3 separate regions of the Homo sapiens genome follow, and regions 2 and 3 are each linked to region 1. A link is a loop called in an ENCODE intact Hi-C map of the cell type or tissue named here. Cell type or tissue: PC-9. All regions are shown on one strand.

Evidence for each region. Peaks named below come from ENCODE experiments on the same cell type or tissue, not always from the same donor. Only the 100,000 strongest peaks of a DNase experiment are listed, where the experiment ranks them.
Region 2: a loop joins it to region 1, with 6 times the contacts of the local background. A loop is called at or near these places in 8 of 110 quality-filtered maps.
Region 3: it touches region 1 in a loop (12-fold over the local background); 6 of 110 quality-filtered maps call a loop at or near these places.

The regions. Positions count from the first base shown.
Region 1 is chr1:23,538,964-23,541,463 of GRCh38, forward strand. It overlaps LOC124903876 (a long non-coding RNA gene), which reads left to right and starts at 920. Exons shown (of 3, transcript XR_007065537.1): 1 at 920-1,089. RefSeq lists an enhancer at 874-1,168. In PC-9, a CTCF peak has its summit at 1,045 (motif pointing left); a DNase peak (open chromatin) is centred at 1,028; H3K4me3 peaks cover 264 bases.
Region 2 is chr1:23,664,282-23,666,781 of GRCh38, forward strand. No RefSeq gene overlaps it. Among named protein-coding and RNA genes, the nearest start is that of RPL11, 26 kb to the right of the region's middle. In PC-9, a CTCF peak has its summit at 1,140; no DNase peak of the experiment used is centred here.
Region 3 is chr1:23,915,511-23,918,010 of GRCh38, forward strand. No RefSeq gene overlaps it. Among named protein-coding and RNA genes, the nearest start is that of CNR2, 3.4 kb to the left of the region's middle. RefSeq lists an enhancer at 1,531-1,580. In PC-9, CTCF peaks have their summits at 1,496 (motif pointing left) and 1,696; a DNase peak (open chromatin) is centred at 1,461.

The DNA of each region.
Region 1 (2,500 bases):
TAATTTTTGTATTTTTAGTAGAGATGGGGTTTCACCCTGTTGGCCAGGCTGGTCTTGAACTCTTGACCTCAGGTGATCCGCCCACCTCGGCCTCCCAAAGTACTGGGATTACAGACTAGAATAGATAAATCTATAGAAACAAAAAGTAGATTAGTGGGGCTGGGCGTGGTGGTTCACGCCTGTAATCCCAGCCCTTTGGGAGGCTGAGGTGGGCAGATCACCTAAGGTCAGGAGTTTGAGACTAGCCTGGCCAACATGGTGAAACTCCGTCCCTACTAAAAATACAAAAATTAGCTGGGCGTGGTGGCAGGCACCTGTAATCCCAGCACTTTGGGAGGCTGAGGCAGGAGAATCGCTTGAACCGGGAGGTGGAGGTTGCAGTGAGCCAAGATCGTGCTACTGCACTCCAGCCTGGGCGAGAGTGAGACTTTGCCTCGGAAAAAAAAAAGGCCAGGCACAGTGGCTCAATCCCAGCACCTGTAATCCCAGCACCTTGGAAGGCTGAGGTGGGTGGATCACTTGAGGTCAAGAGTTCGAGACCAGCCTGGCCAACATGGTGAAACCATGTCTCTACTAAAAATACAATAATTAGCCAGGCATGGTAGCGCATGCCTGTAATCCCAGCTACTTGGGAGGCTGAGGCAGGAGAATTGTATGAACCCGGGAGGTAGAGGCTGCAGTGAGCCGAGATCACGCCACTGCACTCCAGCCTGGGTGACAGAGCAAGACTCTGTCTCAGGAAAAAAAAAAAGTAGATTAGTGATTGCTGGGAATGGGTCAGTCTCTGTACAGATGAAGAACATGAGGCTCAGAGAAGCCAATTGCCACCCATCTGTGTGACTTTGGACCAGTGACTTCACGTCTCTCAGTTGTGACGTGGAGAGAATGACGTGCGCCTGAGATGGTGGCTCTGCAGCTCAGTAAATGTGCCTGCGGCGCCTGGTGGGTCCCCCTGCGTCTTCGTTAGTTCCTTTTCCTTCTCTCAGACCTTTGGCTGGAAGCTGGTGGGGCTGAAAGGTGAAGGCTGCCACCTAGAGGTGAACTCTGGCACCTGCCAAAGCCTGCGAGGCGTCTTATCTTCTCATCAAGGTAACTCACCCGCTATGGGCTTGGGGAGGAGAAACAGGATGTGAAAGAAGCAGCCCCGCTGAGGACAGGGCTACTAGACTGGCCAGATTCTTTCCAGATGTTTGTAGGCCCTGGGAATGCTTTTCACAGATGTTGGGTCCCGTGGAGGTGATCCCATGCGGGAAGAGGGACATCCCATGCGGGAGTCAGGTCCCAGCAGAGCTGCTTAGCGTCTCTTGGGGAAATGCCACCTATAATTCCTTCTTCTTCTTTTTTTTTTTTTTTTTTTGAGATGGAGTCTCGTTCTGTCGCCCAGGCTGGAGTCCCGTGGCGCGATCTCGGCTCACTGCAAGCTCCGCCTCCCGGGTTCACGCCATTCTCCTGCCTCAGCCTCCCGTGTAGCTGGGACTACAGGCGCCCGCCACCACACCCGGCTAATTTCTTTTGCATTTTTAGTAGAGACGGGGTTTCACCATGTTAGCCAGGATGGTCTCGATCTCCTGACCTCGTGATCCGCCCCTATAATTCCTGTAATTGTCAGTTTATTCCCTCGTTTTCCTGAGGGATCTCTTTAACACACACACCTGACCTTGTCTCTCTCTAGTTCAAGGTCTGGCAACTAGCTCCCCACCACGGCCCAGCCACCCCCACCACCAGGTCCCTCCGATCTTCAGACCCTTCACACATGGGCCTTAGGTTTTTTTTTTTTTTTTTTTTTTTTTTTGAGACAGGCTCTCACCCTCTCACCCTGGCTGAAGTGCAGTGGCACAGTCTCTGCTTATTGCAACCTCTGCCTCCCAGGCTCAAGCGATTCTCCTGCCTCAGCCTCCCAAGTAGCTGGGATTACAGGCACGCACCACTACTGCCCAGCTAATTTTATATTCTTAGTAGAGACGAGTTTTTACCATGTTGGCCAGGCTGGTCTCGAACTCCTGACCTCAAATGATCCACCTGCCTTGGCCTCTCAAAGTGCTAGGATTACAGGTGTGAGCCACTGCACCCGGCCCCCTTACGTTCTAATCCAACACACTCTTCCTAACTCCCCTCTGACCTCTCAGCTCTCTCTATTGCCCATGCTGTTCTCCCTGCTTCACATGTCTCTCTCCATCTCTTCCACCAGAAAAAACTGTTCTGCTCTCAGATAGAAGTTTCTTCCTTCTTTTCTTTCTTAAACCAGATAAATAAATCATTGAGAATGCTGTGTACCCCCATATCCCCCACGTGATCTTAAACAGCACTCAATTTTAAAAGGGTGCATTTTTAACTCCTCAGGCTAAGAGAACAGAAACCTGGGACAAAATTAGGAATCCAGCTCACATGCCTGTAATCCTAGCACTTTGGGAGGCCAAGGCGGGCGGATCACGAGGTCAGGAGATGGAGACCATCCTGGCTAACATGGTGAAACCCCGTCTCTACTAAAATTACAAAAAAT
Region 2 (2,500 bases), 130 kb after region 1:
GCCTGTGATCCTGGCACTTGGGAAGGCCGAGGCAGCCGGATCACTTGAGGTCAGGAGTTTGAAACCAGCCTGGCCGACATGGTGACCCCATCTCTAATAAAATGCAAAATAAAAAAATTCACCAGCCATGGTGGCAGGCGCCTGTAATCCCAGCTACTTGGGAGGCTGAGGCAGGAGAATTGATTGAACCCTGGAGGTGGAGGTTGCAGTGAGCCAAGATCACTCAGTGATCTGAAAGTAGAATTTAAGGAATCAGCAAGCCAGTGGAAAAGGCTTTGGAAGGAGGGAAGAAAGAAAAGAAGAAGAGGAGATGTTGATGTTTTATAAGAAGAATGTAAAGCAGCAGATTGCCAATGGTGGGATTTCTGGCACTCTAACGGGCTGGTGCACAGAAAGACTTTCCAGACAATCGGGTCACTACCAACATCACCCTGGCCAAAAGCTCAGCCCTGTATTTTTTAAAGTCCAGATACCAGAAAAACCTCTTGAGAGGTAAAATGAAATTTCTGCAACAATAGGGAATTAGGACAGCAAAGAATCAGCATCTTTAAAAACCACATATTAGATATTTACTTATTTACATATTTCCACAGGCCAGTGTCATAACAAATATAGACCTTCCTACAGTACTTTACAGTTGACAAAGCCATTTTACTGCTCATCTGCTCTTCACAATAATTCTGTGAGGGCAGCTATTACCGTCCTTCTCTTAGTGGTGAGATAATGAGGCTCAGAGAGGTGAAAGGTCACACAGCCAGGAAGTGGTGAAGCTGAGACCTGGTGCCTAGTCTTTGGATGCCAAAGCCAGTTTCCTTCCCAACACTCCACAGATGCTTTCAGAAGCATAGCCTGAAAGGCCAGAGATGGGTGTCATAGGGCCTCACATTACCTTTTATGAACTTGTGGGAGTTATAGCCAAGAAATTACATCAATACACCAAGATGCAAAATAATTCATGGAAAACAAAGCTTACAGGAAGGTGAAATTAGCTACATTTCCCAACCATCCCTATCACTACCTGTAACCTAAGGGGAAAGACCAGAATTGGTGACAATGTGATCAGAAAAGTGTTGTAATAGCAGCCACCCAGGCATCCAAGGCCCTCCAATGTCCTTGGTTTTAAGATCATTTTTCTCTGCAGTTTGTGGCGAGAGCGCCCCCATGTGTTTCTTTTTTCTTTTCCTTTTTTTTTTTTTTTTTTGAGATGGAGTTGCCCAGGCTGGAGTGCAATGGCCCATCTTGGCTCACTGCAACTTCCACTTCCAGGGTTCAAGCAATTCTCATGCCTCAGCCTCTCGAGTAGCTGGGATTACAGGTGCGTGCCACCATGGCAGGCTAATTTTGGTATTTTTAGTAGAGATGGGGTTTCCCCACGTTGGCCAGGCTGGTCTCGAACTCCTGACCTCAAGTGATTGGCTTGCCTTGGCCTCCCAAAGTGCTGGGATTACAGGCATGGGCCACCGCTCCAGTTTTAATTATCGGCGGGGCGTGGTAGCTCATGCCTGTAATCCTAGCACTTTGGGAGGCCAAGGTGGGCCAATCACTTTAGGGCGGGAGTTCGAGACCAGCCTGGCCAACATGCAGAAACCCCGTCTCTACTAAAAATACAAAAATTAGCCAGACGTGGTGGCGCGTGCCTGGAATCTCAACTGCTCAGGAGGCTGAGGCACGAGAATCACTTGAGCCTGGGAGGCAGAGGTTGCAATGAGCCGGGATTGTGCCACTGCACTCCAGCCTGGGTGACAGAGTGAGACTCCATCTCAAAACAAAACAACTCAGTTTTAATTTTGAATATAGTGAATATAGATAGCTCTAATTTACATAATCAAATCCCTTTGGAGTCCCTTTAATAGTGTAAAGGGTTCCCAAGAGCAGAAAGTTGGAGAATCACCATATCATATCATTCTTTTTTCCATAATCTTCTTGGAAAACCCCCGTCTGTACTAAAAATACAAAAATTAGCCAAGCATGGTGGTGCGTGCCTGTATTCCCAGCTACTTAGGAGGCTGAGGCATGATAATTACTTGAACCCGTGAGGTGGAGGTTGCGGTGAGATGAGATCGCACCACTGCACTCCAGCCCAGGCAACGGGGTGAGACTCTGTCTCAAAAAAATAATAATAATAATAAATAAATAAAATATGAAATTTTTAAAAAATTAAAAATGTAATTATTTTAAAATAGCAGTATAAACTCCTTACATATTAACACATCACTTTTTGTTGTTGTTGTTGTTGGTTTTGAGACAGAGTTTCGCTCTTGTTGCCCAGACTGGAGTGCAATGGCGTGATCTTGGCCCACCACAACCTCTGCCTCCTGAGTTCAAGTGATTCTCCCGCCTCAGCCTCCCAAGTAGCTGGGATTACAGGCATAAGCCACAGCGCCCAGCAAATTTTTTTTTTTTTTTTTTTTTTGAGATGGAGTCTCACTGTCGCCCAGGCTGGAGTGCAGTGGTGCGATCTCAGCTCACTGCAAGCTCCGCCTCCTGGGTTCACACCATT
Region 3 (2,500 bases), 380 kb after region 1:
TGCAGGGAGCCGAGATCGCCTTACTGCACTCCAGCTTGGGCTCCAGAGTGAGACTCTGTCTCAAAAAAAAAAAAAAAAGAAAAAAGAAAAAGAAAAAAAAGAATGTAACCAGGCATTCTCTGTCTTATCTGGCAACACCACCCAGAGGGGACACTTGGCAATATCTGGAGACATTTTTGGTTGTCACAACCTGGTGGAGGAATTCTACTGACATCTGCTAGGGAGAGGCCAGGAATGCTGCTAACCATTCTGCAATGCACAGGACAGCCCTACAGCAAGGAATTATCCAGCTCAAGATGCTAACTTGCGAACCCTGGTCTGGACCTAGTCCTGGCTCCTTCAGCGCAAAGCCATTGCTGGGAAGGGCCTTTAATTTGATCATTCATCCCTTTGGGAAATGGAACAGTAACAGCCTCCAGCCCTTGCATCTCTCCCAAGAGCAAGACATTGGCAGTGAGGAATGGGACAGAGAGCCCCAGGTGCCAAGAAAGAGGAAAAGAAGACCAGAAGGAGCTGGGGAGTGGGGCCCGCCTGCAGCCTACATCAGACTCCTATCTGGGCTGGAATTGGAGACCCAGGGGTGAGCTGGAAGAGATCTAGCAGATGCTTCCACAATCCTGAATCCTAGACCTCTGGCCTTGAGAAAGCCCCACATGGGGAAGAAGGGTGAGGCTGTCCCCAAACGCCTGGTCCTCCATTGCAGCCCAAAGCATGTAATTGGAGGTGGAAGGCATGAATGAGTGAAGGAATGAATGAACGAAGGAAGAAAGAAAGGAAGTTACTGAAAGTTCAAGTGGAAGGAACGCTGGGAAGCGGAGTTTTTGTGTGGTCTCTGCCATTGCCTGGCTGACCAACAAGTTGCTTCCTGTATCTGTTCTCAATTTCTCCATTCCTAAAATGAGGAAGTTGGAGATAACAGGTGCCCCTGAAACGCCTGAGTGCATGGAAGTCACCCACAGGGCCTGTTAAAACACAGATTGGGGCCGGGTGAGGAGGCTCATGCCCGTAATCCCAGCATTCTGGGAGGCTGAGGCGGGAGGAGGTCTTGCCTGAACTCAGGAGTTTGAGGTTATAGTGAGCTCTGATTATGCTACTGCACTCCAGGCTGGGTGACAGAGAGAGAACCTTGACTTGAAAAACAAAACCCCAAAACACAGATTGCTGGGCCCCACTCCCAGAGATTCTGATTCAGTATTCTGGGATGGGGCCCAAGAATCTGCATTTCTAACTAATTCCCAGGGGAAGCAGATGCTGTCGGTCCTTGGACTCCCTATGGGCAGCACTGGACAAGAGAATCAATAAGGAAGCTCCATGATCTCTCAGTCCCCTGGGCAGGGCTGATGGGGCCCACAGGGGAAGTCTGTTCTCTTTTTGCCCTGGGAGGGCCAGGAGCAATTGTAGGTGAGGGTTTAGGAGGCGGTTTTCTCAGCTCCTTGGGTAGAGCTGGCCTCAGCAGCCCTTGTACTGTGAGATGCCGCCATCTACAGGATGGATCTACCCCATGCTGGGGCCGAGTGCTGTCATATTGAGGGTCTGATCTGAGGAGGAACATTCCCGAGAGGTATACTTTTCCTGTCAGGCCACAGGGAAGCAGTCTTTGCACTGTCTGAACCAACTGACCCTAAGATGGTTCAAAGCCAGGCATGGTGGCTCATGTCCGTAATCCCAGGCCTGTGGGAGACCGAGGAGGAAGGAAGGATTGCTTGAGCCCAGGAGTTCGAGACCAGCCCAGGCAACATAGCGAGACCCTGTCTCTACAAAAAATAAAAAATTAGCTGGGCATGGTGATGTATGCCTGTACTCACAGCTACTCAGGAGGCTGAGGCAGGAGGGTCATGTGAGCCCAGGAGGTCAAGGCTGCAATGAGCCATGATCTGCACCACTGCACTCCAGCTTGGGCGATGGAGGAAAAGAAAAAAAAAAAAGATTATTCAGTTTTCAGTGTAAATGTTGGTCCCTGAATTAACTTGGGAAAATAAAACAAAATGTGTCTGCAATCATATGGGATAACATATTTTCACCAAAACTGTTGTTATGTTTTGCCTTTTAAACCCTGCTATACAGTATTCCTTTTAAAATTAATTAATTTTTTAGAATTGTCAAAAATTGTATACATTTAACATGTACAATGTGATGTTTTGTAATATACATATACATTGTAGAATGGCTAAATTGAACCAATTAGCATATGCATTACCTCATATACTTATTTTTGTGGTGAGAACACTTAAAATCTACTCTCCATCCGCCGGGCACGGTGGTTTATGCCTGTAATCCCAGCACTCTGGGAGGCCGAGGCGGGCGGATCACGAGGTCAGGAGATCGAGACCATCCTGGCTAACATGGTGAAACCCTGTCTCTACTAAAAAATACAAAAATTAGCCGGGCTTGGTGGTGGGCGCCTGTAGTCCCAGCTACTCGGGAGGCTGTGGCAGGAGAATGGCAGGAACCTGGGAGGCGGAGCTTGCGGTGAGCCAAGATTGTGCCACTGCACTCCAGC